Linked DNA regions of Homo sapiens: regions 1, 3 and 4 are each linked to region 2. Evidence: chromatin loops called from intact Hi-C (ENCODE). Cell type or tissue: ascending aorta. All regions are shown on one strand. Region 1 has its middle 100 kb from the start of LINC02998. Region 2 overlaps LINC02998 (long intergenic non-protein coding RNA 2998). Region 3 has its middle 82 kb from the start of LINC02998. Region 4 has its middle 18 kb from the start of LINC02998.

Region 1 (8,000 bases), 140 kb before region 2:
CCAGACAGTTTTGTTCCACAGGCCTTTCAGAGATAATGACAGGGAAGCAGGCCAGCACTTATTGACCCCCTGCTAAGACTCAGGCTCAGTTCTAAAAGTATCACATAAATGATTAAATGATTTCTCGTTTAATTCTCTCAATGACTCTTGAAATAAAATGAAGACTGCAACAGACTTGGGGCACAGAAAGGTTAAGTTACTTGACCAAAGTCATATGGTTAGAAGAGCGGGCGGGTCTTGTGGCCAGGATGTCTTTGCCCAGAGCCCCCACTTGCAACCTGTGGCGTGGGCTGTGAAATTAATTGAGTCAGAACCAATTTTTTAAAAAATTAAATAGAATGGGTAGTATCAGAATGTGTTGTGTATAATGAGGGTAAATATTGTTTTTTGTGAAAATTTTGCTTCATATATATAGAGTTTTAAACACACACACATAAGAATATATATATGCATACTAGGTTGCTTTGAAAAATGTATTCTTTAGTTTTGGTATTAATGAAAAAACATTGTAAGCTACTGACCTAGCAAAGCTAGATTCTTTTGTAGATATGAATCACACATTTTTTCATCACTCCACCTGTTTCTGGGATAATCTGGGATAATAATGTTTATGGGATTGAGTCAAGTCCCAGAAGTTCATCTACTAGAACTTCTATCCACCAGGACACTAGAAACTGGTACTATAGAGTAGTGCTAGAGTTGACACAGCCTATAACAAGCCCCAAGTCCCGCTTTATCAGGATACATTACCACACGTAAGAGGGCTCTGTGTTCTAGGTGGGGAGTCAGGTTTGTTGCCCTCAGCTTTGAAGTCTCCTTGTGACTCCTCAAGGTCCCAGCCCTGCCTGCTGGTTAACCCTGACTGCCCTTGACCCTGCGCCTCTGCCTTGTTCGTTTCAGCAGGAAAGGAGGTTGGGATGGAAGTACCAGCCACACTGTCTGCAAACCTGACTGATCCACTTTATATACTGCTGTTGTGGCCCAAAGTTATGAAGGAAGAAAAATAACACATTATGAAATTTTAAATATTCCAAGAAAAAGGGATGTAGATTAGGGTGTATAATCACAGTGTTGCTTTCCTTGTGTCTACAGTATAATGTGAATGAAATTGCTGTCAGGATTTTAGAATGATGAAGTCTTGTGCACTGAAATTTTATGATTTAATCACAATGGCTATTAACAATGTCAACATAATTTAGACTTGATGAAAAAGAGCCAAGAGGCATCCAGGAATTGGCCTTGCTGATTTTGATAGCCTGTGTAGGCAATTTATGACATTTAAGACATCCTTTTATTATTATTATTATTATTATTATTATTATACTTTAAGTTTTAGGGTACATGTGCACAATGTGCAGGTTAGTTACATATGTATACATGTGCCATGCTGGTGCGCTGCACCCACTAACTCGTCATCTAGCATTAGGTATATCTCCCAATGCTATCCCTCCCCCCTACCCCCACTCCACAACAGTCCCCAGAGTGTGATGTTCCCCTTCCTTTGTCCATGTGTTCTCACTGTTCAATTCCCACCTATGAGTGAGAATATGCGGTGTTTGGTTTTTTGTTCTTGCGATAGTTTACTGAGAATGATGATTTCCAATTTCATCCATGTCCCTACAAAGGACATGAACTCATCATTTTTTATGGCTGCATGGTATCCCATGGTGTATATGTGCCACATTTTCTTAATCCAGTCTATCATTGTTGGACATTTGGGTTGGTTCCAAGTCTTTGCTATTGTGAATAGTGCCGCAATAAACATACGTGCGCATGTGTCTTTATAGCAGCAAGATTTATAGTCCTTTGGATATATACCCAGTAATGGGATGGCTGGGTCAAATGGTATTTCTAGTTCTAGATCCTTGAGGAATGCTCACCATCACTGGCCATCAGAGAAATGCAAATCAAAACCACAATGAGATACCATCTCACACCAGTTAGAATGGCGATCATTAAAAAGTCAGGAAACAACAGGTGCTGGAGAGGATGTGGAGAAATAGGAACACTTTTACACTGTTGGTGGGACTGTAAACTAGTTCAACCATTGTGGAAGTCAGTGTGGCGATTCCTTAAAACATCCTTTTAATATCTGCCCCTCATTTTTTATTGGAGTGTGGTATCTCTTTTATCCACTAGAATGTGTAATAACAATGGCAAATGAGCATAGAAACTTTCTGGAAAGACTGTGTGTATTGATCAATTGCAGAGTGTTCTCATAAATTGATAACCTTTAACATTATTAAATAATTTTCACACATCAGGTGTGTTTACTTTTTTGTGAAAGCTAATAGATATAGCATATGCATTTTATCAACATAGTAGAGCCACGAGAATGCAGTTTTCAATAACATAGTTTCTCCAAAGCTATGGTTACCAGTTACTTCTTTCCAGGCAAAGTTTTAAACTTAGGAGATTATTTCAGATGATGATGTTTCTTATTTCTATATTTCAGAGCATATCAAACAGTAATAATAACAACCATTTACATGGTCCATTACATGGTCCTAATGATAGTTATTACTTACATAGTACTTACAGTGCCTGGCATTGTTCTATGCGCTTTACATTTACCCAGTGAATCTTCAACAACTCTCTGGGATATGATTTTTATTTTAAAGATGAGAAATCTGCAATGCAGAGAGGCTTTGACACTTCTCCAAGGTCCAAAGCAGAAGGGCTGCTGGTGGACAGCAAGTGGCAGAGCTAGAATGCGAGTTTGAGTTTGGCACCACAGTGTTCTCTCACTTCTTCCTTCATAGTTAGCGAAGAAGCTCAAGGACCTGGTGAAGCAGATAAAGAGAGTATTGCTCTTATTCCAATTTTAAGAAGGTGGAATTAAAGATCAAGAGGTTAAGCGATTTGCCCAAAATAACAAAGTTAGTGGCAGAGTCTGGGGCAAAGGCAGTTATGCAAATGCAAATGTGATAAAGTCTTCAGATTCAGTGCTGTTTCTGACTTTTCAAACAGCATGTTCTCAAGACATTCGGATTATCCTGCATGATGACTCACTCTCCCTACTTGTCATCTGGGCCTGGAGGAGGTGGCAAGAAAGTCTGTCTGCAGCCTAAGTGGGAGAAGAAGGTGGGAGCGTGGGGGATAGAGTTGCTGATAACATCTCAGACTCTGGAGGGAGTTCATAGCCAGCAATCAGAATGTTAACCTCTGTGTCCCACCATTTAAAACACACTTCTTTCTCCTGACAAATTAAAACATTTCCTTAAGCCACAGTTCTTTCAGCTGATCTCCAAGGTCATTCAATGGTACAAGAGATCATTTGTGTCCCAACAAACTGGAATTGGGAATTGGAGTTAGGCCATCTTGGGTGAATCCTTTGCATTTTACTTTGAAATATATTCTACTGAGTATTTTTGTATTCAAATATGATCAGTGAATTTTGTGCATATCTGATAAAACATATTTTTGTCCACAAGGGGGCTTCATTTTCCTATTTTTCAAGTTCCTCTTTCAGTAATACTATACATTTTGTTTTGTTGTTTTTATACTGAAAATAGAACCATTTGCTTGCTTTTGAGAAATACTTGTCATCACTAAAAGGAGCTTTGAGAGCTGGTCACAGTAGAAGAATTAAGGCAGCAAAGTTTGAAATGCCAATTGAAGCTCTCGGGGGACCAACAGTGGGAGAGTGAATTCATGAGCATTTCACATCCCTCGTATGAAACGCAACAAAGGTCTAGGCTTTGTTGTTTTTGTTTGTTTGTTTGTTTGTTTGTTTTTGAGACGAAGTCTTGCTCTGTCACCCAGGCTGAAGTGCAGTGGCACGATCTCGGCTCACTGCAACCTCTGCCTCCAAAGGTCTGGGCTTTTAAATATTAAGTTTACAACTAGGATTAAATGGGATCACAATTAGGTTTCTAAATACCACTAAACTCTTCTTAAAGCTAAAGGTCAATTTAAAAATTATTATTCCAGGTTTGTGTTATTTTCTGATATTTATGCTTTGAACTATTCTTTTTTGGGCTTTGGATCACTTTAAAATCTGAATTCAAATTGGGGGTCTTTGTTTTCCTTCTCCTCATCTGCCTGAAGTTTCCATTACCAAGCACTGGGCACTAAATCAGGCCTTACCTGAAGCAATGGGGTCGTTAATTGAACTAAATTTGGTTTGAGTGGAAATGAGACCTGAGGCTACTAGATCTTGTTTTGAGTGGCAGGTTTTCCATTTGTTTTGGAAGATGGTATATTTCAGAGGCGAGAGGGAGGGAAAGCAGTGTTCCATAGCAGAGTAGCTGCAGTGGAAAACATGCTTTGTCCAGCCTTGGTGTGTATGGCCTTGGAAAAAATGATTGTTTCTACAAGTCACGAGAAGAGAAATGGCAGCACATTTCCAAGTCAGCTGGAGCTCTAGAAGAAATGAGGATGAGATATGTGGATGGATTAAAAAATGTAAAAAGTGAAAAACCAGAATGAGTGGGCTTGGAATTTTGTTAAACAGTCCAACTTGCGCATTTTATTATAGCCTTTCTGTGGGTTTAAATGAAGGCCAAAACCTTATTATTTGAACGTTGTATTGATTCGCATTTCTGGTAGCTATTTAAAAGCTGATGTCCTTAGAGCTTAGTGCTGCAAAATCTTCAGTAGGCATATTCAAATGGCAAGATATAGGCATGTCCATCAACAACACAATTATTAAACAGATAAACTATTCACCCCAAGTTATGAAAGAATGCTGGAAGATTAAACAAAATCTGCAGTACATGTTATAGAATAGCCTCAATAATGGCAATAATCACACTCTAAGTGACTTTTTGGAAATACTAAAAAGTCACATCTGTCCTCAAAGCCAAATCTGATGAAGAAGATGGGTCATATAAAGCTAATATTTATTGAATGCTTACTATGTGCCTGATGAAACAGTTCTAAACACTTTTCATATATTAAGTCACTCAGTCTGTGCAACAGCTCTATCATTTCTAGTTTACTGATGAGGAAATTAAGGCAGAGAGAGGTTAAGAAATGTGCCCAAGGTTATATAGCTAGTAAGCAACAAAGCAGTGACCCAAACCCAGGTGGTTTAACTGGACAGAAACTAAATCAAGCATTCTTGAACAACCTGAAAATATTTAAAAGAATTTCAAGTAGTGCTATTGTTATTGGCACATGTTATTTTTCAACATAACTACTTTGAGGAGTTAAACATTGGTTTGGCAGTGTAAGTTCGTGTGTGTGTGCATGCGCATGTGTATATATGTGGAGTATGTGGGTATTTATTTATGTATAATTACTTTATGGTCTCATCTGTTAACTTTTAAGAAATTAAAGGATAATTCACAAAGTAGTTTTTTTTCCTGTGTTATCAGTAGTTGGTGTATTAGAAGGAAGCAGAATGGATTATCTTCCAGCCCCATTATGCCTGACATGAAAACATAGGAATCTTATATACTTTCTGAGTTTCCTGTCTCAAGTTCTGTTTAGTTATTAGATGATGCCATCCATCATCTAATTGGAGTAAGTTATTTCACAAACTGCTCTTTCTACTGAGGGAAATGGTTCTCTTTAACTGGAGAGATCATCTATTAAGTCATTTAGGACTGAATTTTTAAACAAGTTATGAAAAAGCGTAGAAGATGATAAAGTTCTTATGCATGGGTATGTGCACATGGTGTTTCTGTGGGTAAGAAAAATACATATAAATACAAATACAGATATAAATGTGAAATTTGAGTTAGTGACAAAACTACTTGTCTTTAGTGTTAGTGAAGTATCCTGTGGCTGCATGATTAGAGAAACTCAAAACAGCCAAATTCCATCAAATGTGATTCAGTGTCCATATAAACATTTTAAACCCATGTTCAAAACTGAACTCCTGATCTTACTCCCCAAATCTACTCTACATTCAGCTTTCCTTATCTCAACTGATGGTAACCCTGTCCTCGTTTCTGAGGCCCAAACCATAGAGTCATTCTCACCGCCTTTCCTTCTTTCACACCTCGCCAAATTGAAATAGCCAGAAGCTCGGCTGGTTTTGTCTTCAACAGACACCCAGAATTTGGCCACTTCCCACCACCTCTGCAACTTCTGGGGCCACTCTCTTCTGTCATCCTTCTCTGGAATTATTGTAGTCACCTCCTAACTGGTCTCTCTGCCTCTACCTTGTACCTCCCAGAGTCTATTCCTGATACAGAAGCCAAAGGATTCTGTGAAAACATGAGTCTGACCAGGTCACTCCTCACCTAAAACTCTGCAATGATCCATCATTGCACTCAAGGAAGAACCAGAGTTTTTACAGTAGCGTTCAAGACCCCGAACAATATGACAACCTTCATTATGTTTCAACTCATCTCCTTTTACTCTTCATCTTGCTTATTCTGCTCCTTCCAACTGACCGATTTCCTAGTCTCCCAACAGATGAGGCCTGCCTTTGGGCTGTTTCCTCTGCCTGTATGGTCCTCCCCTAGATATTTACATATTCACTGGCTCCCTCTTCACCTCCTTCCAGTCTTTCCTCAAACTGAACCTCATACTTAACATTTGCTCACTCCTGAGGCCCCCCTTATCTTGCTTTATTTTTTCTTTTTTTTCATAGTGCTGTGACTTTTTTTTGACACATTGTTTAATTCATTTCTTTATTATGCCATTGTTTCTTCTCTGTGTCCCTTTGTCCCTTCCTGCTGGAATGGAGGCTCCTGAGAACAGGACTCTTTTTTTGGTTACGGATGTATAGCAAACACCCAGAACATTGTCTGGAAGATAGTAAATGCTCAATAAATGCTTGATGAATCGTTAAATTAAGATGTTTAGGCAATGTAAATAGATTTTAAATGTAATTGGAAAATAGGAACTAGTACTCAGATACAATTGTAGATGTGTGCTATCAGCACAGCAAACATTGCAAGGCCATAAGAACAAGATATTTGTGTTCTTGCAAGACAGGTAGGACAAATAGGATAGAAAAATATGCAGTGTGTGTGTGTTTTTTTTCCCTCAACCATTTAAAAGCTAGTGAAATAATTTGCGTCTTACAGCAATGAATGGAAATCCTTAAATCAATCCTATGAGATAGGTTCTGAATTATCTGAGACCCCATGTAGAGTATCCAGCATGTGCCATGCACACAAAAGGTGCTTAGTCATCATCAATTTTTGGTGTTTTTCTACATTATACAAATGTACATGCACTTCACATAATGAAATTGGATTAATTATGAATCCTATTTCTTTATTGAAACCTCATAAACCTCATAAATTAACTAAACACTACTTCAGGCTTTGTATTTCACCTGACATTTAATTATACATCTGTTTCAAATGAAGAAACTTCATGCTTTAAAAACTCTGGTGAATTGCTTTGGATTTTAAATCTTTGTCCAAGGAGACAGGACGTCATTGCTATCCAGTTTACTAATGTGATGTGATTGACATTGGTCCTCAAAAGATCTGTGATTCTCTTCTTTTTAAGGTGTTGATGAATTCTTTCACTGAGATGACCAGTGGTGACCTCTGTGCAGAAGATGGGGACTCCTCTCCACAGGACCTGGCCTACTGGGTCACTACACCCAGCAATGGGCATTTGGCTCTTAAGTCCTTTCCCAGCCAAAGCATTCAGAACTTCTCCCAGGCACAAATCAATGAGGGCCAGCTAGTTTTTGTACATGCTGCTATGTTATAGAGAAAAACAATGTGAAACTAAAATGCACTTTAATCAGTGGTTAATGTGATGGTCATATGACTGAAAACTACAGGCCATGTAGAAACTTTCCAGGCACTGGACTCTTTAAAAAAGTGACATGTTTTAGTAAGGCTAATGATAGCAAATATTAGCATTCCTATAACTCTCATTTTACTTACTCAAATTGTCAAATTTAAGTAAGTAATGTGCTCAAATATAAGCTTCTCTGAGAGCCTTTTCCTGAACACCACTAAAATAGCATCCCTTCTCTGCCACTTTCCATCCCTTTCCCAGAATACCTGACCTTATAGTATAGATTGAATTGGATATTTGTTTGTTGTCTGTCTTTCCCTATAGATTATAAGGGCAGA
Region 2 (8,000 bases):
ACCCTGTCTCAAAAAAAAAAAAAAAAAAAGTCTGCTCACAAAACAAATATTTCCTACTACCAAGGCTGAGACTGCCCAGTAGAAGTTGATGCAGACAAAGATCTTCCAGCAATTGTTGAAACCATTACATTGCCTCCAAAAGTGATCCTGTTAAAACAGAACTATTCATTTGGATGTAGGCTTTCTGTCACTGTGTTAGTTAGTCAATATAAATCTATTTGGTAATCATTGGAGAGAATGGAAGTAATACAGAGAAAGATAATACAGAGTATTTATTTCCAAGGAGTTTCTTCTCTCCTGGGCTTCTGGTCAGACACCCAACCAAGCATTATGCCCACTCTAAGTGCTGTAATGGGTATGCACAAAGTGCAATTACTTAGCCATTTCCTCCACTCACATCCAGGCATTTCACAGCTTGCACAGCCTGAATCCACAGCCTCACTCCTACAGACAGATGCTTAATGTAAACACTTAATATCCATGTGTCTGTAACAGTAATAACGTCATCAGAACCCTAAAGGCAAAAAGGCTTTAAGAAGTAGCTAGGTAGAGAGTAATAGATTTATACCATGAAAATGTGTTTAATCAGGAGTCTGAGTACATGAAAATAACATCAAATCAACCCTATCTCTAAAAATGAGAGAAAAATTAAATAAGTAAGATGGATACTTGAAATATTAGTGTTTATTAGCAGAGTTTTTAGTGTGTAAACATACCCACCCTAATTTTGTCTTGAGAATTGGATTCTGAAAAAACTGTGATCAGCACAAAGGCATGTTGATACCCTGGCACCATGAAAGCATTGAAAGGGAGAAAAATGACTGGATTGGCAAAAGTCTTGACAAGAGAGGCCAACAGAAACCAAAAGCCTTCACGACTGTAACTCAATTTGTTTTCTGAGCTCAGAAGAGAATGACACTGTGCTAGATGGATTTCAGTTGTCCTTCCAGATCTGCTCTCCACTTCTCCACACTGGCCAGCACCCTTCATGTGCTGCTCACAAAGCCGAGAGCCACAGAGGAGCACACGGGGTGAGCTGTGATGAATGATTTTCATTTACCTTTCCAGATCCTCTGTCCACCCTGCTGTGCCGATAGGCATTTACGGACCATAGCGACAAGCTCCTTTGTCCCCTGGCTTCTGGTTAGAGAGCCAATGAGATGCACGGGCAAAGACTGCATGGAGAGGGAAAAGTGAGGTTGGGGCATTGCCTGCCCTCCCTGCAGGGCTGTGAGTCTCAGAGTCCATGTTCCACGATCTAAGGCCAAGCGCCCGTCAAGCAGGCAGCTCTCTTTCATAGCTTCCAGGTCCAATGACCTTCCCTCTAAGGGTGGTAATAGCACTCCATGCTTAACAATCACTATTCCTTTTAACCCAGTACATCTTTGCAAATTAGCCCTTTTTGAAACTCTTCAGTTTCCCTCATTTGACTGCATCACTTTTTTCTCATGGAAACCCTCACTTGGGGATTATTGTTTAGGGAGAGTTTCCCCAGTATTTTTACAGAGCTAACAGGAAGTTAATTTGCCTGCCCTTTGTACAGCTCAGTTAGATCAGCTTTTGTCTGGAAAGGAGCCTTGCAGGGCTTGGCTTTGTATCCTGTTGGGATGATCATCTCTCCAGTGTGATGACTAAGGGTTGTGTCCAGTTAGTGCACTAGCAACTGAAGTTAGGAAGGCTCGGGTGGACGCTGCCAACCAGCAATCCAATCTGCCTGATGGCCAACCCTTTGACTGCTGGGAGCCTGGAGCTTTCTGAATCAGACAACTTCCAGACTTCACATGTGCTGCCAAGCACAAGGTATGAAAAAGGTTTCTTTTCTTTAGATTCTGCTTTTTCACTAAAGCTGCATCTTTATCCAATTAATTAGAGAAATGTTACTCAAAGCATAGTCTGGGGACCACTGCTGGTATGCACACTGGTGGAGCTTGCACCAGAATAAGTTCACTACGTTCCACTGACAGGCTTTTTTTCTTTTTTTTTTTTCTCGGTAGCAAGACTTTTTGATGACTTGTTGATTTACAATTTCATAAGCTTTTTTTCTCATCACAGATGAGGAACAAATATTTACCAACCTGGTATTTGGGTACTTGCAGTAGCACTGAATTAGAGGACTGTGAAATCAGACCTAGGCAATAAACTAGGTCAGCATTTCCCATGTTGTGCTCCATGGAATCCTAATCTTGTGACAGCTTGTCTATTAAGAGGAGGAAATGCTTAGAGAGTCACAAAGGACATGACCATGTTAATGGCTCTGATAAGTCCTGCAGTTAACGAATGTGCTTATTTTTGTTCAGCACAGAATTTCCCATACTTGTTTAAAATGATTATGTTATGTCATGGCTATTGCCACTTGTGAAATGAGTGTTCTGTGGAACTAACACTGTTGGCAAGGAAATGCTTCAGGAAGTGCTCAGCCAGAGGATCTCTAGAGTCTCTTGGGAAGATATTTATCTTCTCAGGGCCCCTGTTTCCTTAACTATCAATTAATGTCTAACATCTGACTAGTGGTTGGCATTTTCATATGCATGTCCTCAATGAGACTCGGGTTATCCTGTGAGAAATCGTGCAGGAATGGTACATCCCAGTCCACACAGGAGTAATTGAAGGGTCAGACAGATTATGTGACTTACTCAAAGTCACACAACTTGTAAAAGGTGAAACTAGAATTTGACACTCAGGTCTTCAAATTTTAAAATCTATTATTTCCTACTATACTGCATTGAATCTTTGAGCTGGAAGGACTCTTAGTGGATAATATGTCTAATCAGGTAAGTAATACTTTAGCAAAGGAGGGATTCAATGTGAATTCAGTGCTGGTCATTTAACTTTTAGCTGAAGTTCAAACCTGTTTCTTTACATCATTTTGACATCTTCCTCTTGTTATGGTCAAAGACAGCTTTCCAATGTCCTATGCACTCACCATCTCAGGGAATGGGTCACATTGTCATATTCGTCTTCTGAAGTGAGTAGAAGACGGCCTTCCACAAACGTTGGACCTCTGGGTTTGTTCACAGAGCAAGGCAATGACACTGGGGAGATAGGAGGGCACTCTATATTTATATTCTGTATTCCTGAGTCAAGAAAAAGGAGCGTGAGATTTAACAGCACTTGGCTAAAACAATTAAGTCACAGCCTATCTTCTTGTGGTCAACTAAAAGAAAAGAAAAGAAAGTGAGATTATTTTTGTATTTTTAAAAACAAAGGCTAAGAAATAATCTGCTCACAATGTTCTCCATTCTGTATGTGTGTGTTTCTAACTAGTTTTTAAAATTCGAATGATTCATTAATTCATTTGTTCATTCATTCAGTAGGCTTTTCTTGAGTACTTACTCTGGGCCAGGCAATGTGCTAGGGGTTGAGGAAACAGAATGAATAAAATTAATTTGTCACCCAAGTCAAACATGAATCATCATTACCATCACAAACAAATACTGAGCATCTTCTATAAAAGGGGCCAGTACTGGGCACTTCCGGGATCTATAATAAGACATACCAAGGCAGGGTCCTTGTCCTCCAAGAGTTCAGTCTCCTTGAGGAAATAGCTATGCCCATAAAAGGCTAAGCATCATTGTGCAATGCTGAGTGCCAGCCCAGTAGCATGAAGAACAAGAGTAACCAGCATTCCAGGGATAAGAAGTCACTCTTGGTCCAGGCAGGTGGGAGCTGTCAGAGTGGCATAATTGTGGTCAAAGCTAATAATAACTCTATTATAAACCACAGCATTGCAAGGAAGCAGGAATAATTTTTCTGAGAGAATGAAATCTTTTTGGTTTAAATTGATCTCACGGAAATAAATCTGGCACTTAAAAGAGTTTTGGGTTTCATTTATGTCATGAGGGTCCATTTGCGGGTGACTAGTTCCCGAAATAAAGAACTCGTCTCTCTAGGCTGGAGTAATTTTGAATCTGAGAGATGAAAGTTCATTATTCTTTTGGAAGTTAGTCAACATTAATTGTGTTTGGCACTTTTTAGGTAAGGAAAATTATCCTACACTGGATGGTTACAATTACATTGTTATGTCTGAGAGGATTTTCTCATGTAATTACTATGTGCCGGCTCTCTAATTACAAGGAGGGCCTGAATTTTCTTCCTGTCACTGCAAATGATGTCTCTACTATATTGAAAAAATAGCGGACTTTCTTTTCCTCAAATAAGGTATCAAAACTGGTAAGCCATGAAGAACTTAAAAATACCGTTGACGATATAGATATTTCTACAGCTTTATTTTAAAAGTTTAGGTATCATATCCTATTGGATTTAGAGAAATTTTGATAATTTGATTAAAATCTTATGTTTATGTTGTTACATTCTAAGTAGAAAATCAGATCCATGCTTAGTGTGGGTTTTAAATTTTATTTATTCTAAATTCTTAGAAAAATGCACAGCTAATATATGACTTACTTGACCTCAACTTCAATGAGCAAAAGAAGCTTGCAAATTTAAGGTATTTAATAAAATGCCTCCCCCACCCACCTTGAATTCTCATAGAAAATACCACAGGGTTTGACTACAAGCAAGAAACACTAGAGGTTTCTTCCTTCCCAATAAGGACAGTTATTAAAAAGCTGGGTGAAATAATTTTCTTACATTATTTCTCTTAAAAAATCCAAGAGTTAATAAGATAGTGAAGATTTAATCTACAACAGTACAGAAGACAAAATCCCGGGAAAGTAAGTTGAGCACACAAAGCTGCTTTGACCTCAATAGCATTTTCCAAACCTGAAGAAACATGCAAAACTGAGGTGCTGTCTCGGTGGCCTCACAAAGCAAGTAGGAAAAAAGTGAAAACCTAGGCCCACCCATAGTGGGGAGCCCATTCTCTCCATAGATATTAAACTGAGATCCAAGGTTTATGCCCTCAGGGAAATAGAAAGCCTAAAGGAAAACAACTTTTGCTTGGATTTGCAGCCCAGGTTTGCATCAACTGGATGGTCCAAGGAGCCTCAAGCCTTGAACTTAGACTAAGCAGATCCCTTACTGGTAAAGCTCCGGGAGCAAATAAGAATGGTCTCCAGAGAAAAATTCTGTCATCTCAGAGTTTAATCACTCTCAAATTATTTTTCAAATACAACAACCAGTCTACAGTCAAATATGACTTGTTGCATAAACATGACAACATAAATGAGAACTAGCAGAAAAAAATAGACAATAGAACCAGACCATAAAGACCTAAAATGTTAAAATTATAAGATACAGACTACAAAATGTTTATTATGTTTAAAGAAATAAACATGTTTCCAAGGAATAAGAAACTACAAAAAGTCCAACAGCACCACCCAACTTTTGTAAAAACAAACAAACAAAATGCCTTTAAACACTTCCAAATACATTTCAACAGAAAAAGTGAGGCCAGTGATTGCCATGGAGAGCTCCATGGCCAAAGTCACATACATTTCCTGGGGTGACCAGTATCCAACAACTGATCAATACTGGTTATGAAGTCCTGGCCAATTCCTGGTCACCACAGCTGCATAAGTTATCCCATCCTCAAACTCCCTGTGAGTCGCCCGACACTTCTGTTGAGTCTTATTGGATGATAAGCTGTGGTTGTTGCTTGGGCACTTTAGCTCCTCATGGCAAGGGACAGGTAGGTATGGAGAAGAATCACCATCTTGGCAGAAGTAATTGACTCCTGATGTTAGGCAATAAGGGCACAGAGGAATATAGTTAGCAACCAGTTGATTCCCCTGGGTGCCTCCTGGTATTCCTTTCCTTAATTGTGACAGTGAATGGTCAAATGCAGCAACCTGGCCTGTGAAAGGCATGGTGATCAGGGGCTCAGACCCTTCCAAGTCTGACTCACAGGACCACATAAGCCAGTGAGTCCACAGAAATGTTAGAGAAATCCAGAATGGAGAGAAAAGGAGGGACCTGATGAGTGTTTGTTTTGGCCTTGAGATCATCGGCAGCTGTAGTTCATCCCACTAACCTTATTCTCCTAAATTTCCCTCTGGAAGAGAGGCCCACTAAAATCCTGGAGGCATTGCTCCCAGAACCTGTTTGAAGCACTGGGTCCAAGTAGTGCAATGTGTGGATTATGATGGATGTGGTTATGGTCAGCCTAGATCACCCTTTAGGATTTGAGGCACTTCCAAACTGATGAGATGACCCTGAGCCACCTAGCTTAAGGACTCACTTCCTTCCTGGGTGGCTCATATCCAGGGACTAATCAACATGGGGACATAATATCCCCTTTCTCTCCTCTTCTCCATGGGGGGCACCACTGAAGGTGATTTCACCTTCAGAACTCCCTGCAGGGTTGACTGTGTCTTCCATTGAGATATCCATCATCACAGTTCAACTGTGCCCAGTCCTACTTTCTTCTCTTCTCTTACACATGTTCAATCTGCAAAGCACTCCTGCGTAAACCTCCTGTGTTCAAGTCTGTTATTCAGGAGACCCAGCCTGTGACACTCGGATCTTCACTGAGTTGAGCTTCTGTACCTTACTGGGGTCCAGATATTTCTTCTTCAGACATTCTCTAATTTTAAGAACCTCATCTAAGGGACAGGAAGTCTTTGTTCTTTCTGACAATCTGGACAAGCTTTCAGGACATTTCCTAGAAATCACGCTGCAAGGAGTGGCAGGACTCCTGATATTTGATATATGCCCTACCAAACTCATCCCAGCTCTTCCCATATTTGACAATGACTTCAGAGAAACCAACAAAGTCTAGATTCTTAGGAGGGGGAAGCTAGTGCCCATCCCTCTTCACAGCTGAAAACACTCAATTGATTCAAAGTATTTGCATTTTAACTTTAAGAGCCCAGGCCATTTATCTTAATGATAGTGGGCCACTGTAGTGCCAGCAGTATCTACAACAAGGTGGAAATTGTAGGAATAGCACTAAAATAGGGACGTGGGGGACAAGCTGCTGGCTATCCCATGGAGAGTTTCAGATGCGGTGCCCCTAGAGAAGGCCACTGTATGACCAAGTTGCTTTAGTTAAAATCACTAAGTGACTAAGGGTCACTTACTATGAGTGTCGGTAGAGACAAAGTTTTATTCCTTCACCACAGCAATGCCCCATTCCCCAAACCACTGAAAATAGACTCTGATTAAATTAGCCTATATTTGAGGACACTCACATTGGTATCATTTTGAGTTTAACGTAATCAAGCAGAAACCTCAGCTGTGGGAACCATTTTAATGCAGAGCCCATTTGTATTTGTCCCCTCCAGATCAATCTAAATGCAATTTCTTCGCATTAGGTTCTTTGCTGGTTTGCAAGTAAGCTTTTTGATTTTTTTATTTTAACAAATACTAAATGTAGAAACATCTATTTTTAACAAGAAAAATAGACACTCTTAAAAACAGAGCATGCTATTTTTTGGTTTTGGGAGTGGAGGTAGAAGAGCAGTTGGGGAAGTTTAACCGAACATGGCCTATTTTACTGGTTCCAGTATAACATAAGTGTTTTCAGTTATGAGCTACCTTGATGGATTTATTTACCTTTAGATGTTTTTATTGGCTTGGGGAGCCACGGGGTTAAAGGAAAAGAGGGAACAAGGAAGTTAAAGCCTTTGAAAGAAGACAACCAGTGGTGTCATCCAAGCATCCCAGCATTAAAACTAAATAGGATTCTGTAAAGTTTCCCTATAAATTGGTTACTTGGAACCCAGAGCCCTGGAGAAAGAGACTTGCCCAGGCTGCCAGTCAAAGAAAGACATATGCATATGGATTCCCTGAAATTAATGCGAGGGGGAAAGTCTACTAGGATTGTAAATGATCTAAGTGCTTAATGCACTTTCTTGGCAGATCCGAAGCAAAATTGTTTCCTCAAATTCAGGCCTCAGAGGCTGTGAGCCAAGCAGTTGTCAGTGGGTCTTGTAGTTAGTAGATACTTCTTCCTCTCCCCACACCAACGCTTATTGGGCCGTCCTTTCCCAGCTCTAAAGCTGAGAACCCTGCCCTTTTGTGCTCCTCTGGCCTAGGCCTGCTGGCAGCAGCAGCTCCACACTTCTGCCTGGAGGGCAAGAAAAGGAGGGGCTTGAGGG
Region 3 (8,000 bases), 120 kb before region 2:
GAATAGAATGTGAATCTTTTCCTAAAGTTTACAGTTTTATGGCCTCTGTCAAATAAGACCCTGGTCAACTCTCAGTTGTTTTATGATGGCTCATATTTATTATCCAGCACCTCCAGAACATTTTGGGAAGGAAAAGAAACCTGCAGACAGGTTATGGAGTTGGTGAAGATGATCAAAACATTTTATCTGAAATGCTTAATGAAGACACTTATTAACACATATTATAACTAGTCCTCTTCAATCTCGTTGATGAAAAAAAAATAATACCCAGGAAACAATTTCAATTGTAAAAGAAGTTCAGAACTATTTAGTTGAGTATAAATGATCAAATGGATTTGATTACTATTTGGCTTCCTTGATAAGTTTTTCTAATTTCAAGAGTCAATTCAAGCCAATAACCTACTAAGTTGGGAGAGTGTTTTAGGCAGTTGATGGTTGAGTGAGCTTTCACACCTTTAACTGAAAGCGCTAAATGTTCCCAGCCCTCTACCGCCCTTCACTGGGGGAGGCAAAACCACCATATCGTTTGCAAATAAAACTCACGCTTGGCCAAGCACGGCAGCTCAGGCTTGTAATTCCAATACTTTGGGAGGCTGAGACAGGAGGATTGCTTGAAGCCAGGCGTTTGAGACCAGCCTAGCCAACGCAGTAAGACCTCTCTCCACTTCCGCCCCCCAGTCTCCATGAAACATTTTTTAAAAACCCAATTAGCTGGGTGTGGTGGGGCATGTCTGTAGTCCCAGCTACTCGGGAGGCAGAGGCGGGAGGATTGTTTGAGCCCGGGTGTTCTAGGTTACAGTAAGCTATGATCATGCCACTGTGCTCCAGCCCGGGCGATATATGGGTGGATACAGCTTCTGAAAGAAACCTCCACTCTCTATTATACTTAAGATCATACTTTGGCAAAATAATTGTGAGGAAAATACTTGTTATGGCATAGTCCAAAAATACTTTCTTATCCCAGAATAAATTTACTATTTTTCTAAACCATACCATGTCAGCCTACCCAAGATAAGCAAGCAACATCTTTGTCCTTCACCATAAATTATATCTGCCTAAATGGGAAAAGCTAAACCACAAAAACTTTTGCTCAAAATCTTGTGTCCTGAAGAATTAAGCATGTGAGTACACAGAGAAGGTAAATCATCGGATTTTAAAATTAAATAAAAACTTTTAACAAATTTAGAAAAATTATTGTTCATTTCAAAGAATGTATAAACAAAATAAAAATTAAATTCTATAAGGCACTGATTTCTTCCAAGTACAGCATGAAGCTAATTGAATGATTTTAATTCCAGTGCTTGTTGAAATAATTTAGACTCATTAAAAAGCAAAGTGTTCCAGTTTGAGATTTATGGTGCCTGGCCCTTTTGCTTTTCCATAAAGCCAGTAATTGCATTTCAGCCATTGTACTGTTGTGGGTGGGAGATCAACTGTCTTTGTCTCTGCTTGCTGCTGCAATATGGACACAGGTGTCCAGGGCCACATTTAGAAAATGATACAATCAATTCTGGGTTATGACTTTTGTCTAATTACCTATTCTCCCAGAATCTTGATTTATTGACCAAGAAAACACATTTTAAGAAATTGTGAAAACACTTCCCATAGGATAGAAATTAACTTATTACAACTTAATGGAGAGTACAATCAACTGAATGTTGATTCATACATAGGATAGGATAGAAATTAACTTATTACAACTTAATGGAGAGTACAATCAACTGAATGGATTATTAAACTTTGGTCCCTGAATATTCTGAGCAGGGAAGGCTCAGGGTCTTGCTGTTAGTGATTACTCCTGCCCCCACCTCCACTGCTGCTTTCTTGGGATCTTTTCAGTAATAAGCTTAATGACGACTAGACATAGAAGTTATTTCAGACATTTTCCACTAGTTTTTGTTCTTTTGGGCTAATTTTGGCTTTGTCATTACACTTCATTGAATTATGTGCTAGCATATTTTTCCACATATAGAAATTATTGTATTATCATTTAATCACCTGTTCATTGTTCAAGCTGGAAATTGGCTGATGGGCCCGGGCCCAATGGCTTTGAATAACCAAAAGTGTTTCTTTCTTTTAGAACTGTTGGCTATTTCTTTCAAAAAGCGGATAGAACAAAATCCCATTTCTGTGAAAGTGCTTTGTCCTTTTTTCTTCCATTCATTTCCTATGGTTGCTGTGATAAATTGCTACACATTTGGTGGCTTAAAAGAGCAGAAATATATTCCCTCCCAGTTCCTGAGAACAGTCTGAACTCCATTTCACTCGGCCAACATCAAGGTGTCAGCAGTGCCGTGCAACCTCTGAAGGCTGTGAGGAGGAGTTTTTTCCTTGCCTCTTTCCCAGCTTCTATGGCTGCAGGCATTCCTTGGCATGTGGCTGCATCACTCCCATCTCTGCCTTTGTGGTCACACTGCTTTCTCCTTTTCTGTCTAAGTCTCCCTCCGCCTCCCTGTTGTAAAGATTCATTTGACTGCAGTTAGGGCCCACCTGAATAATCTAGGACGATCTTCCAATCTCAGGATCATTAACTTAATCACATTTGCAAGGTCTTTGCCATATAAGGGAACATTCATAGGTAGCTTTCAGAAATTAGAGCCTGATATCTTTGGGGGGCAATTTTTAGCTTACTACACTCACATATAACAAAAGCAAGATGTCTCATACTGCCTTCTGCTGTTTCCTAATAGTAACCTTTTATATGATCTCATTTGATAGTTTTATTAAAGGTCTATACATGTATAATGGTACAAGGCATATGAGAATCTATGTTTAGGTCTATATAAACGTGGATTTGGACTTCTCTGCCAGGTAGGGCTATAGATGGATATCTTGCTGTGCTCCTTGAAAAGGTTTTTATTCTAGTTGGTTTCTGGAGAGACTGACACAGTTATGGAAGGGCATGAGCCACAACTCCTGGATAGTTATTTGGGTTAGGTTTTCAGTTGTCCATTTCTAGCTGCAGATTTCCAAGTAACACCATTTTGGAACCTAGGTTTTCCAAAATGCCTCTTCTATCCACTCCCACTAAGGGAAATTATTCCTGGGACTTAACTCAGCCCCACTTTGTTTAGCCTGATTCCTGGACACTCTCTAAGCCTTGGCACCCTGGGCTTCCCGGGCTTCTGATCTCTTCCGGGAACCTTGAATTCTGTATATCTGGCTGCTCTCTGTAACCATGGTGATGTCAGTCTGGTGGAAGAGAGAAAGGGCAAACAGAGAGGAGCTGTTTCTTGGTGCTCATCTTTCAGGAGTACAGCATCTTGGTATCTTTAGAATGTTAGCTTTTAGTACTTTTTGGTTAATTTTCATGGACCTTTGCAGACTTTACCCTCTTGAATGGTTTGGCTTTCTGTAGTCTCTTTCCCCATGGATATCTGTTTGGCATAGAGATTTCTTTCTTCTTCTTTTTTTTTTTTTTGGCCAGTTCTCTTTCTCTTCCTCCTTCTGGCCAACGACTGTCCAGTCCAGAGACCTGAACCTTGGACAAAACCATTGTGTTGTGGAGAATTAAGCAAGTGGATTCATGTCTCCATCTCTTCTTTTTCCTTCTCCCAGCTGACTTTGAGATAATTTGGTTACTCTCTTCTCCAGTGGGAATTTAAAAGCTACTTTTAAGCCCCACTCTGGGAAGGATCAGTGGAAAGGACTCATGCTCTGGCTTTCTTATCAGATTTGTAGGGAGCTGTATTTACAGACACCCTTAGAATGAAGATATTCTCCAGAGTGTTCTAGCCTTGCCTTTTGGTCAAGTTTGACAATTGTGATCTCATTACCCCCAGTCCTGTCCCGTGTACTTCTGTAGACCTGTAGAATGCCTTTAGGAAAAAAAAAAACTGTATTCCACAGTTGACCCCCGTCCACCCAAGCATAGTACATCTGAGCTCCTGCTTCATCCTTGGGTTCATCCAAGGACACTCATAGTGATCCTTAGCTCTCTGGCTCCAGGTTTTAAAAGCTTAGCCTTGAGCAGGCAGGTATCTGTCAGTCACCTTGGTGCCCAAACAGGAATTGCTCTTGGGAAAAACTCCTCTTTCTTTAATCCCAATGTCTTTTCTCTTTAATACAATAATGAGATTTTCTCCCTGATCAAAAATGGCAGTAGTGCCTGTAATCCCAGCATTTTGGGAGGCTGAAGTGGGTGGATCTCTTGAGCTGAGGAGTTCAAAACCAGCCTGGGCAACGTGGTGAAATCCTGTCTCTATCAAAAAATACAAAAATTAGCCGGGCATAGTGGCACACACCTGTAGTCCCAGCTACTCAGGATGTTGAGGTGGGAGGATGGCTTGAGCCTGGAAGGCAGAGGTTGCAGAGAGCTAAGATCATGCCACTGCACTCCAGAGTGCAGACAGAGTGAGACCCTGTCTCAGAAAAAAAAAAAAAAAAATTGTATAGTATAGTATAGTATAGTATAGTATAGTATAGTATAGTATAGTATAGTAGAATGGGAATGCAGCCTTTCTTTAATTTGCCATTTGTAATAAATACAATACATAAAATGAGCCATGTATTTGAGTCATTACAAGTCTGGACAAGCCCTGGCCAATAGTGACTATGTTGTTTTCAGGCCAGACCAAAAAAGGGCACTAGTCTGCCCTACTCATACTTGCAACTGACTTTCCACATTACCAGGGTTCTTGGAGTTGGAGAGCATATCTTGTGAAATTCTTTGCTGCCTAGAATTTCACTGAATTTTCCATACTGTAGGCATGGCTCCTAGGTAATCAAGAAGGTGTGAACTCTGGAGTCATGCAGGGCTAGGTTCAAAACTAGGCTCTCCAACTTATTGTCTATGCATGAATTATAAATTATATAAAGCGGCTCATAGAGCACCTGGAATTTGTGTTTAGGACTCAATAAAAGTTAGGTGTTGTCTAGGTGATTTTGTTAAATAAATGAGTAAGAAATATGCTAGATGGCCTTAATTCTTCTTCATGATAAAAAATGTATATACTTTAGATTTGTATGGCACTTTTAAAGTAGTTTATTTGTCCATTTGGCAAATATTTTTAGAATAGTGAACAAATACTTATTTACAAAGCAACCAGAAGTAAGCTTTTGCAATGTGCCAAGATTTTAGCTTATAAATTCCTTCATTTTTATGGGAAAATATTTTATTAGGCATATTTTAGAACTTTCTAATTGCTTAATATTCACATCCATGATTCAGTATAAAAAAGACTATAGCCTCCCATCTTAACCAGAATCCTCTGATGTTCCAGTAAGGAATTGGCTGGTGAGAACTTAGCTTTCTTGAAAGACCTAGAAATGCCCAGGGCCTGCATTTTTTTGAACACTGATATGCAATAGACCAATTTAGTCAAATGCATATCTACAAGTGAGTTATTATTCCATATTTTAATGCACAAATTGAGGCTCAGAGAGATTAAGTGACTTGCACAAAGGTCACAGAGCTGAAAACTGGTGACATTTATACTTGAATTTAGATCTGATCAATCCAAGATTCAAAATCTACCCTGCATTAACAAATGGTTTTCTTTGTGGTTCCCTAGACATCAAGGATATGAGATCCAGAGAGTTTAAATCTCAGAGATCTGAGGGATATTATAATATTGCCCCTTCAAATGAAAGCACTGTTAGCAGTGGAAGAGATCTGAGTCACCCCAAATCACTGGTGGTGAATCTGTACACATTTGTGGCATCTTTAGGCCTTGCCTCCTCAGAAGAAATAATTTGACTGAGGGGCATAAAACAGAAAAAGAGACTGAGGCAAGTTCCAGAGCAGGAGTGGAAGTTTATTAAAAAGGTTTTAGAACAGACAAGAAAGGAAATAATCTTTGAAAGAGATCCAAGTGGGCACCTGAAGGTCAAAGAGAGAAAAAAGGGACACTTACCTTGATCCTAGGGCTCTATAGGCTCGCCTCTTTCCCATAATTCTTTCCTTAGGGTGGGCTTCCTGCATGTGTAGTCCCTTCCTTACCCTTGGGAACTGAACACATGCAGTGTGCTTAGGAAGTTGTACCCATGTCCATCTGAGGCTTTTTTCCTTTTTGTGGTGGAGTGCCCTGAAGACCATACTTTGCCATTTTTGTCTCTTAATATGCATGCCCGGGAAGTTTCTTCTCCCTGGGATCTGCTTTTCTTGAACACTTTAACATTAACAGGTGTGGACCATCAGGAAATGGCCTCTCCCTGGTGCCAGCTGCCAATTTATCACTTTTAGAGAGGCAATGCAATAATTGCCGAGCCATCACCTGGCATTTCTAGTGGGTTGTCGGGGAGAGCCCTCTCCTGCCCCGCTAATGCCTAACTACCTGTAACAGCACTACTCTGGGAAGTTGTAGGATTTGGAACCACATATCCACCCTTTCATAGGCAAGGCAGGATTACAGCCTCGTTAAAGTCTTAGTGAAATGGCCTAGGTTAGAGGAGGCAGCTGGGTGGTGGTGGTGAGATGGGGCAGGTATGGGGACCAACTAGACCCTATATCTTGATCTTAAAATTACTTATTGATTTTTAAGTGTCCAAGGCATTTGTGAGTGGGTCTCCCTCCCCCATTCTGCATACTCTGAGTCATCAGAGAAGAGGGATTACTTGTCCCTTCTTGAAGTTGAAGTTGATGTAGTAAAACATTATGAAGTTTACTTTTTAAAGTATCATGTTCTAACTATTTTGAAAGAGCTTCAGACTTACAGAAGAATTGTAATAGAGTACAAAGAATTCATGTATAATATTCATCCATATTCCCCAAATGTTAGCATTTAACCACATTTGCTTTATCATTTTTCTCTTTACATACACAAACACATTTCGGAGACTTTGAGAGCCAGTTGCTGCCATGCCCCTTTATCTCTAAATATTTCAGTGTGTTTTTTCTGGAAATAACGCCATTCTCTTACAGAATCACAGTATAATTTTCAAACCCATGAAATTCACATTGCCACAATACTATTACATAATTTATAGACCTTACTGAAATTTCACAAGTTGTTTCAGTAAATTTTTTTCTAGCAAAAGAAAAAGTCCACAGCATAAAACGTAGCGTTTAATTGTCCCATGTCTTTATGTTACCAGAAAGGGATCCCAATCCAGACCCCAAGACAGGGTCCTTGGACCTCGAGCGAGAAAGAATTTGAGGCCGAGTCCATAGAGTAAAGTGAGTGCAAGTTTATTAGGAAAGTAAAGGGATGAAAGAATGGCTACCCCATAGGCAGAGCAGCAGCAATGGCTGCCTGACTGAATATACGTATAGTTATTTCTTGCTCATATGCTAAATAAGGGGTGGATTATTCATGAGTTTTCTGGGAAAGGGGTGGAGAGTTCTCAAAACTGAGGGCCCCTCCCCTTTTTAGACTATATATGGTAACTTCAGACATTTCTGTGGCATTTGTAAACTGTCATGGCACTGGTGGGAGTGTCTTTTAGCATGCTAATGCATTATAATCAGCATATAATGAGCAGTGAGGTCAATCAGAGGTCACTTTCATTGCCATCTTGGTTTTGGTGGGTTTTGGCCAGCTTCTTTACTGCATCCTGTTTTATCAGCAAGGTCTTTGTGACCTGTGTCTTGTGCCGACCTCCTATCTCATCCTGTGGCTAAGAATGCCTGACCTCCTGGGAATGCAGCCCAACAGGTCTCAGCTTTATTTTATACCCAGCCCCTACTCAAGATGGAGTTGTTCTGGTTTGAATGCCTCTGACATTTAGTCTCCTTCAAGCTGGAATCATTCCTCAGTCACGTTCCCTTTCATGAACTTGCCATTTTCTTGCTAGGTACAGGACAGTTCTCTGTAGAATATCCCTCAGTCTGGTCTTACCTGGTGTTTTATCCTGTTTCCTTATGATCAGATCTATTTAGGTTGTGCCTTTGGGGCAGGAATACCGGGAGAGCTGCTGGGTTCTCAGAGCTTCCCATCAGAGGCCCTAAGGCTCACTTTGCCCAGGACTGAGGATGTTTACCTCTGTCACTTGGTCAGGTGTTGCTTTCAGGTTTATCCACTTGAAGGTACTGTTCTCCCCTTTGTAATTAATAAATATGT
Region 4 (8,000 bases), 61 kb before region 2:
CATGGCCATATTACTTGAACTCGGGGCCTTTGTTTATTCATCTATGAAATGGAGACAGAAATACTACCTCTTAGGGGTTTTTATGGGGACTGAATGGGAAAACTGTATGCAAAGCATGCAATAATTGGCAGATATTTTTATTGCTCTTTCTATTATTAGCTGGCATTACTAGAAGTGTCTACAGAAATGAATTCTCTTCTAGTAAACCAGCCCCTCCCTGTGTCTTCATTTCCTCTTCCATAAAATGTGGATAATAATGGTATCAATTCTGTTGGCTCTTATGAGGATTAAATTGATTAACATATGTAAACCCCGTAGAAAAGTGGTTAGCACACAAGTAAGCCCACTAAAAAAGTTCTTGTGCTTTCAATTTAAACTAAATTTCTTTGACCAAATTATAAAGATATAACTACTTTTTCTCCAAAGGGAGATATGATGTAGTCAAAGTATTATATCATCTTTCCTCACTCCTTGGTCACAGATTCCACTCTTTATAAGGCCTTTCCTGACTAACCGGAAGAGACCAGGTAAGCTGGTTCTGCAGAAAAATCGCAATGCTTGGCTAATGAGTAGTGAAGGCTGGAGCCCATGTGGCCTTGGGCAAATCATGCTCTGAGCCTTGGTTTTCCCAGCTTTCTGATGGGAATAGCATCTCTACCCTGGGCACCTCCCTGGATGGTTTACAGATCACATGGGAGACTCTGTCTTCTTGCATATGGCATAATTAGTGTGCATGAAGAAGGCTTCGCTCCGCTCAGTCTGCATCAATGACCCTCAGGCTTCTCCTCCTTGACTGTTGCATTGGATGTGCATGAAGTAGCTATTTGGGGTGCTCTTGGGGTCCACTAAAGGTGATAACTTCTGGAGGATAGTGTTCAAGCCACCTAATCTAACACACAAATACTTAAGAATATACAATTGAAGGATGATTAAGCTCTTAATATAAAACCATTGGACACTAAAGCTTAATGAGGCAAAGGATGTTTGAAACTGTGTCTGTAATGGGCTAAATTGTGTCTCCTCCCCAGATTCATATGTTGAAGTCCTGATCCCCAATACCTCAGAATGTTACTGTATTTGGAAATAGGGCTTTTAAAGAGGTAATTGGGTCAAAATGAGGTCATCAGAGTGGGCCCTGATCCAGTATGACTGGAGTCCTTATAAGAAAAGGAAATGTGGGCACAGATGCACAGAGGGAAGACAATGTGAGCACACAGGGAGCAGATGGCCATGAACAAGCCAAGAAATGCCAAGAATTCCCAGCAACACCAGAAGCTGGAAGAGACAGGGAAGAATCTTCCCCTTAAGTCTTCAAAGAGACAGCATGGCCCTGTTGATTTTAGACTTCTAGCCTCCAGAACTGTGAACGAATAAATTTCTGTTGTGAAAGTCACCTAGGTTGTGGTACTTGGTATGGCAGCCCCAGTAGGCTAATGCGGTGGCCCAATACGTGTCTTCCAAGAAGCTCTAAGTCTGTGGAGGAGAGTCTCTTAAGTCAAGGGAGGAGGAACTGGGGAAGAGGAACTTAGGAGAAGGAGACAGGCTTCACTCTCCTCTTCTTTAACCAGCATGTCTTTTTAGCAGTGCTGTATATTGAACTTCCAGGAAAAGCATTCTATCTACTAAAGATGTGCAGTGAAAAAGCAGCAGTGGAAAACTACTGCTCCTGTGTAGCTGAGCCTGTCAATGCTCTGCCTTAGGTTAGGAATCTCCCTTACAGGCCCCCTGTGTTCTTTTACTCACAATAGCCTGTACCTGGGGCTTTGACTGGGGTGGTCCCCAAAAAGGCTCCAGAGCCTGCTTTGCCTGCACTTAGAGAACTGAAACAGGGAGCAGTCCTCAATCAGTGACTGACCTACACAAGGGTATAAATACCCCCAGCTCTGTTGCCGCTCATCAGGACAACTTCAGTGAGAACTGCACTGTTTCCAGAGACTCCCTATGGGACTTAGCGTGACACCTCACCCTTGATTGGCCTCCTATCCTTCCTTTTCCTTCTCCCTTGTGGATTCTACCTGGGAACACTTCCTAACAAATCACTTCTATGTGGTGTTTCTCAGCCTCTGCACTGTTGACATGTTGGTTGGGATAATCCTTTGTTGTGGGGAGCTGCCCTGTGCATGGTAGGATGTTTAGCAGCATTCCTGGGCTTTACCCATTAGATGCCAGTATCACCTCCCTTCCTCGCCCATGGTCATGACAATCAAAAACGTCTTCTGACAAGGCCCAATTTTGGCCCTGGGAGCCAAAATCTCCCCATTCAAGAATGACTGCTTGAATATTACAAATGTAGATCCTTAAGTTCTGAGAGGTGATAAAGTAGAAGACCTGGGATTAGAAGCTAAACTTCTTGATTCCCTGGCCACTGGCTATTTATTTATTTTTTGGTTTTTACTACACTTGTGTTTCCCAAACTTGTCAGATCGTAAGACTTATGTAAATGCCTTTAAATACAGAGTCCCAGATGCCCCTCCTAAATAATCTAATTCAGTAGGCCTGGTAGAGGGCACCTGGTCTGCAAGCCTCAGTGGTTCTCTTGATTAGGCAAGCTTGGGAAACTACACTAAAATCCTGATTCTCAGACTGTACTGTGGAAAGGACTCATTGCGCGAATGGTGTGGGGAGGGGAAGAGGGAGGGCAGTGAGGTAGTAGATGTATCAAATATAAATGTGTTTCCATAAAATGTAAATTTCTGGGCTTCATATTCTGAAATCTTGATAGTCTTAATAAAATTCCCAAGTTTTTCTGATATAAGTGGTCTGAAACAATTGTTATAATACTTTTCATTAAATTATGTTATTTTGTTAATGTACATGCAGAGTAGTGCCCTGTATCTATAGATATTTATTAAACACTTTCCCCCTCAGCTGACATCAAGATTTCTAATGAATGCATTTATAATACTCTATACTTCTCCTTTTTAGTACTTAATAATTTGTGTAATGTTGGTCTTCTTCAGTAACATATTCTGTAACTCAGGGCCTATCTCAGCCTTTATCCGGTTATATTCCTTAAGCCTAGAACTCTATCTGTGTGGAGTGAGTGTTCAATAAATGTGGCTGAGTAAATGACATCAGATATGAGGTAAATAGAATAATGACCCCCTCCCTGAAGATGTTTACATCTGAATCCCCGTGAATTTGAATATGCTCAATAGGAATATGTTATATTACACAGCAAGGGAGAATTAATGTTGCAGATTAAGGTCGCTAATCTGCTGACCTTAATATAAGGGAATTCTCCTAGATTATATACTGGTGGACTTTATAACAACAAAGGTCCATTGAAGTGGAAGAGGGAAGAAGAGGAGGTGAGAGCCAAAGAGAGATTTGAAGATGCTATGCCACCAACTTTGGAGATGGAGGAAGGAGCTACAAGCCAAGGAATGAGGGTAGTTTCTAAAAGGTGGAAAAAACAAGGAAATGGATTCTCCACTAGTGCCTCCAGGAAGAACACAGCCTTAGAGACACCTTGATTTTAGCTGAGGGAAACCAATTTAAGACTTCTGACATCTAGAACTATAAGAGAATACATTTGTGTTAAGCCTTTAAATTTGTAGTAATTCGTTTCAGCAGCAATAGGAAACTAATATAGATGGTAATGGAAATAATAGCTGACCTTTACCGCTATTCTTCCATCAGAGGCTTAGAAAGGCTTATGTGGCCAATGGCACACCATTAGCAAGTGTGGAGTTGGGCTGAAAACCTCTCAGATCCACACTCTGCCACACCAGTGCTATTGAATGTGGGCTGCGCAGACTGTTCCTGATCCATGTTGAAATAAATGCAGATATTGAGACTACATGTTGAGAAATGTCTCATGGTAATTCTTTCCTTTTTTACCATGTTCATTCTGATTTTGAAAGATAATTTTATATCTGTTAATCTATTAATTTTAAAATGGGGCTTCTTTTATATGTCATTTTTATTTCTTTTTTTAAAGTAATTCATTCTTATTATATTTTATAAAAATCTTGGTCCACATGAATTGGAAGAAAAAAACAAACAAACTGGTTCCTAATCACAGACTCTTGGAGAAGCTCTGCACAGACCATGATGCCAAGATTTGGGGTTGCGATGGGTCCTTGCCACTGGCTTTACTAATTCCCCCAAGTGGGCAGAAGTGAAGTCCCAATCCACAGTTGCTCAGGGCCTTCCTGTGGATGGGATGGGGGCAGAAGGCAGCCTGGTCCTAGCAGCCTTCTTCCCCCTGAAGACACAGCTTTCCTAGTTCCGCTTCCCAGTCACACTCCAAAGCCTCATCATTTCCACCTTCTCCCCTTTCTTTCAATAAAGGATACTTAAGGTTTATATTAACTTTTTCTTCTCTTTGGTCAATTTTTTTTCTATGAGAGTGCATGCCCCCCACATATTTCACATGGCCTGCATTTTTATGAATCCAAGAATAAATGCATTTTTGGCTAACAGCTAAGATGTATTTTTAGACTCATGGAGCTGTATTTTTGTCTTCTGGAGAACATAATTTGAAGCAGATGCAGTGGCATGTGGCACTCTTTAACTCTGCACCCAGTTTCAGATGTCCACCGGCAAACTGCATCCCTTCAAAAATATGTTAACACTTTAATGAAAACTGATGATCTCTCAATCTAGAGGGCTGAGCCATCCCTAGAACAATGACTGAGATCTTGCCTATTTATTCAAACTGCTTCAGGTCAGCTGTGTTGACCTTTGCTCTGCCTGGGACAGGGGCTTTTGCAATAGAGATGGTTGTTTAGCATGCACGTATGAATCACTGCCATTTCCTACCATTCCCAGTTCCAGGATGGAGCAAGACCACATCCCAGGGGAGCTTGTATGATAGACAGAGAAAGAACCCTACTAACCTATTCCACATATGGAATCTTCTACTTGTCAACAGTTAGATTTGGAAGCAACTTCTGTCATCATCTATTTCAACATCCTTATTCTAGAGCTATGCTCAATGATGCCATTTGAGTCTAATTCTACTTTGGACTTTTATTGCCTGAGTAGGTGTCGAAGAAGTTTTCTTGAACAAGTGAGTGAGTGAATGATGAATGAAATTGAGACCCAGAGAAGATAAATCTCTTGTCCAAGATAACAGAATTCAGAACATAACAGATTCATTTCCAAGCAGTCCAGCAAGATTGCTTCAGTACCAGTATAGAACTCCTAAAATTGTTCTGGTATGAGTCCAGACTCACCATTAGTTTTCTTCCAGATAGCTGAGGCTTAAATCTTAAAATGTCTAGGCTGGGTTTAACCTGCTCTGCCAGCAGGGATTCTATGCATTTTAAATCAAGAGGTTCCAGATCACAGCAGAAGAAAAAAGTTTCACAGGGGCAGAATGGCACAGCCTGTGTGAGCATTGTGAATCATCTCATTTCACCACAGGAAATAAAAGCTAGGTGGTGGAGGGCTGGTCATGGAAAACGCTCCAAGGCGAGGGTTATTTCAACTCTGCTGTGATTGGAGCTAGGCTAGCGTACTTACTCTTTCACAATAAAATAAAGAATAAAGTTAAGACAAATTTTAAAAAAATCTTGCAAGTGTTGCAGATTTGAGTACCTATTAGGATCAAAATTAAAGAGATGCCAACGGTGGCTAAACCCAAGCTTTCCTTTCTCTGACAATCATTTAGAGCTTAGGAAAAACTCCAGGCAGACTAAATGCAATGTAATTGAGATGTTGGCCTGTCAATATCTAACTGGGAAAATGACAGGCCTGGAAAGGTGATCATCAGTTTCACCAGGTAGATGGTAGATATGATGTTCACATCACATTCATGCTAAACAGAATGTGATATGAACAGAATGTGAATGAACAGAAGCTGTGATGTGGCACCAAGAGGCCCGCCACTGTCCAAGGAACTGCGCTGGCCAGCAGGTGACCTGCCTTCTCAGAGCATTGTTTTCTTCATATGCAAAGTGATGATGACAATATTTCCCTCAAAGAATTGTTATGACTAGGATTAGTAACTGTGTAGATATACATTAATAATCATGGCTAAAATTGTTCTAGCACTTACTACCTGCTAAGATGCTGTCCTGATTTTTTTTTTTAAATATAACTTATCTCAGAAGCAACTGTGGACAAATTATTTATCCTTCTGGCCTCTCCTTATTCTTACTTTATTAAAAACAAGCCCTTGGAAATTAATACTTTATCTGCATCACAGAGTTGTTATGAAGATTAAATAAGTTAATCTGTGAACGTGTTTTCTCAAGTGCATGGCCCATGTTAAATATTCAATGAATGTTAGCTATTATGATCCATTATATTATACTGCCCAGAGATAATTAAAAGGATACAATTAGACTTCCAATGAATATTATGTGCATGAGGAGGGGGAAGAAGAGGCTGTGTTGTCTGTGAGACATTTCACAGAAACAGATGTGTTGGTGACCTCTTAGTGTGTCCCATCATGTACACTTCCCCTGCTTCTCCCTTTTCCCTGCTCTGTGTCCAGGAAGGTCACCTGCATGGGCTATATCAAGAGGCTCCCTTTCTGTCTGTCTTCCTCTGTGCTCAGCAGATGCAGAGCCTGAGAAAAGAGGAAAGGAGGAAGGAGGGTGGAGTCAAGGCACTTATTCCCCTGCTTCTCCACTATAGGGCTCCTGCACGGTGGTTGATGCAGTTAATTTGGCGAGTGGTTATTACCATTTGGTGATTGAAGGTGGCTTCAAGTTTGGGCATCTGGAAAATAGTGGCAAATCCAGGGTGTGTTCCTTTGGGAAAAAAGATAGTAAATGACAAAATATTTCAGGACAATGGGAGCCTGGAGCTAGATATGAAGGACTACCACTTGGGACTGAAAGGGATCGTGGCAAACAAATGTTTATTTAAAAGTTTACCCAAATATCTAAAAATCTTCAAATTCCCCACACACACAAATTTTTTTTTTTTTTTTTTTTTGTTGTTGTTGTTGTTGAGACAGAGTCACACTTTGTCACCCAGGCTGGAGTGCAGTGGCATGATCTTGGCTCACTGGGCTCACTGCAACCTCTGCCTCCCAGATTCAAGCAATTCTTGTGCCTCAGCCTCGCGAGTAGCTGAGACTATAGGCGCACACCACCATGCTCTGCCAATTTCCCTCTCACAATTTTACCTTCCCGATAGAAATATTTCTATAACCATTTTTCGAGCATTTGTGTACACGTGCCCTCACCTTCCTTTACCTGTAGTTTTGCAAGAATTTCTTAGTTTAGCAATTATGATTCAGTTCTTTAACAAATAAGTTCTGCAAAATCACACAACCCATTTCTCAGTTTCTTAGAAAAAATAAAAAGATATAAAACAAAATAAGATAAAGTATATGATATTAGCTTTTATTTAATTTACTGTAAAATGTAGACTGTCATTTCATTTTGTGTAGTTCTAAAATCAATTTTAAACTTTTTTCAAAGGAAGGATTGAAAATAAAAGAAATAAGCAATACAAGTAAATTCCTTGAGGCCAACATAAGGTCTTCTTGGTTACCCTTTCAGGACCCATTCATTTGTTGGTCTCCAGCTCCTGAGCTTTTGCATCTGACAAAGTATCCCAAAGTCACTTTCTTAGAGCTGACCCCAGGACAGACAGTCATGAGCCTGGAACTTAGGGAGGGGAAAATCCCGGTTAGGTTGTATGGCAGGATGGCTACTTTTCTAATTATTCATTTATATTCTTTTCTATTGCTCCTGGATTTTTAGCTGGACTCCTGGTCACCTAAAATAAAGATTACATTTCACAGCCTTACTTGAAGCTAGATTGGATGTGTAACTAAATTCCAGTCCATACGATGTAAGCAGAAGTGCTGTGTGCAACTTCTGAGAAGCGTCATCACAAGAGGGAGCATGCTATTCTCTTTTCTTTGTCATCTTCTTGCTGGCTGGAATGTTGACGTACAGTGGAGGCTTAAGTATCCATCTTGTGCCAGGCACAGAAGCTATGCCAAGGATGATGGAGCAACAAGGTAGAAGAAGCTTGGGTCTCTGAGGTTCAGGACTCTGCCCTATCGATTTTGGAACACTTACCTGGAC

Evidence for each region. Hi-C counts contacts between places; a loop is a spot of excess contacts. Peaks named below come from ENCODE experiments on the same cell type or tissue, not always from the same donor. Only the 100,000 strongest peaks of a DNase experiment are listed, where the experiment ranks them.
Region 1: it touches region 2 in a loop (2.9-fold over the local background); 11 of 110 quality-filtered maps call a loop at or near these places.
Region 3: a loop joins it to region 2, with 2.5 times the contacts of the local background. A loop is called at or near these places in 7 of 110 quality-filtered maps.
Region 4: it touches region 2 in a loop (2.1-fold over the local background); 4 of 110 quality-filtered maps call a loop at or near these places.

What each region holds. Positions count from the first base shown.
Region 1 is chr5:54,840,766-54,848,765 of GRCh38, reverse strand. It overlaps the pseudogene CSPG4BP. Among named protein-coding and RNA genes, the nearest start is that of LINC02998, 100 kb to the right of the region's middle. In ascending aorta, CTCF peaks have their summits at 3,225 and 3,425 (motif pointing right); no DNase peak of the experiment used is centred here; H3K4me3 peaks cover 1,055 bases; H3K27ac peaks cover 1,585 bases.
Region 2 is chr5:54,696,967-54,704,966 of GRCh38, reverse strand. All of the region lies in intron 1 of LINC02998 (long intergenic non-protein coding RNA 2998), which reads left to right. The region is part of intron 1 of LOC105378969 (a long non-coding RNA gene); the gene reads right to left. Among named protein-coding and RNA genes, the nearest start is that of LINC02998, 43 kb to the left of the region's middle. In ascending aorta, no CTCF peak of the experiment used is centred here; DNase peaks (open chromatin) are centred at 1,145, 1,666 and 3,576; H3K4me3 peaks cover 1,636 bases; H3K27ac peaks cover 8,000 bases.
Region 3 is chr5:54,821,778-54,829,777 of GRCh38, reverse strand. It overlaps the pseudogene CSPG4BP. Among named protein-coding and RNA genes, the nearest start is that of LINC02998, 82 kb to the right of the region's middle. In ascending aorta, no CTCF peak of the experiment used is centred here; a DNase peak (open chromatin) is centred at 4,577; H3K27ac peaks cover 6,925 bases.
Region 4 is chr5:54,758,068-54,766,067 of GRCh38, reverse strand. No RefSeq gene overlaps it. Among named protein-coding and RNA genes, the nearest start is that of LINC02998, 18 kb to the right of the region's middle. In ascending aorta, no CTCF peak of the experiment used is centred here; DNase peaks (open chromatin) are centred at 4,757 and 5,371; H3K27ac peaks cover 2,259 bases.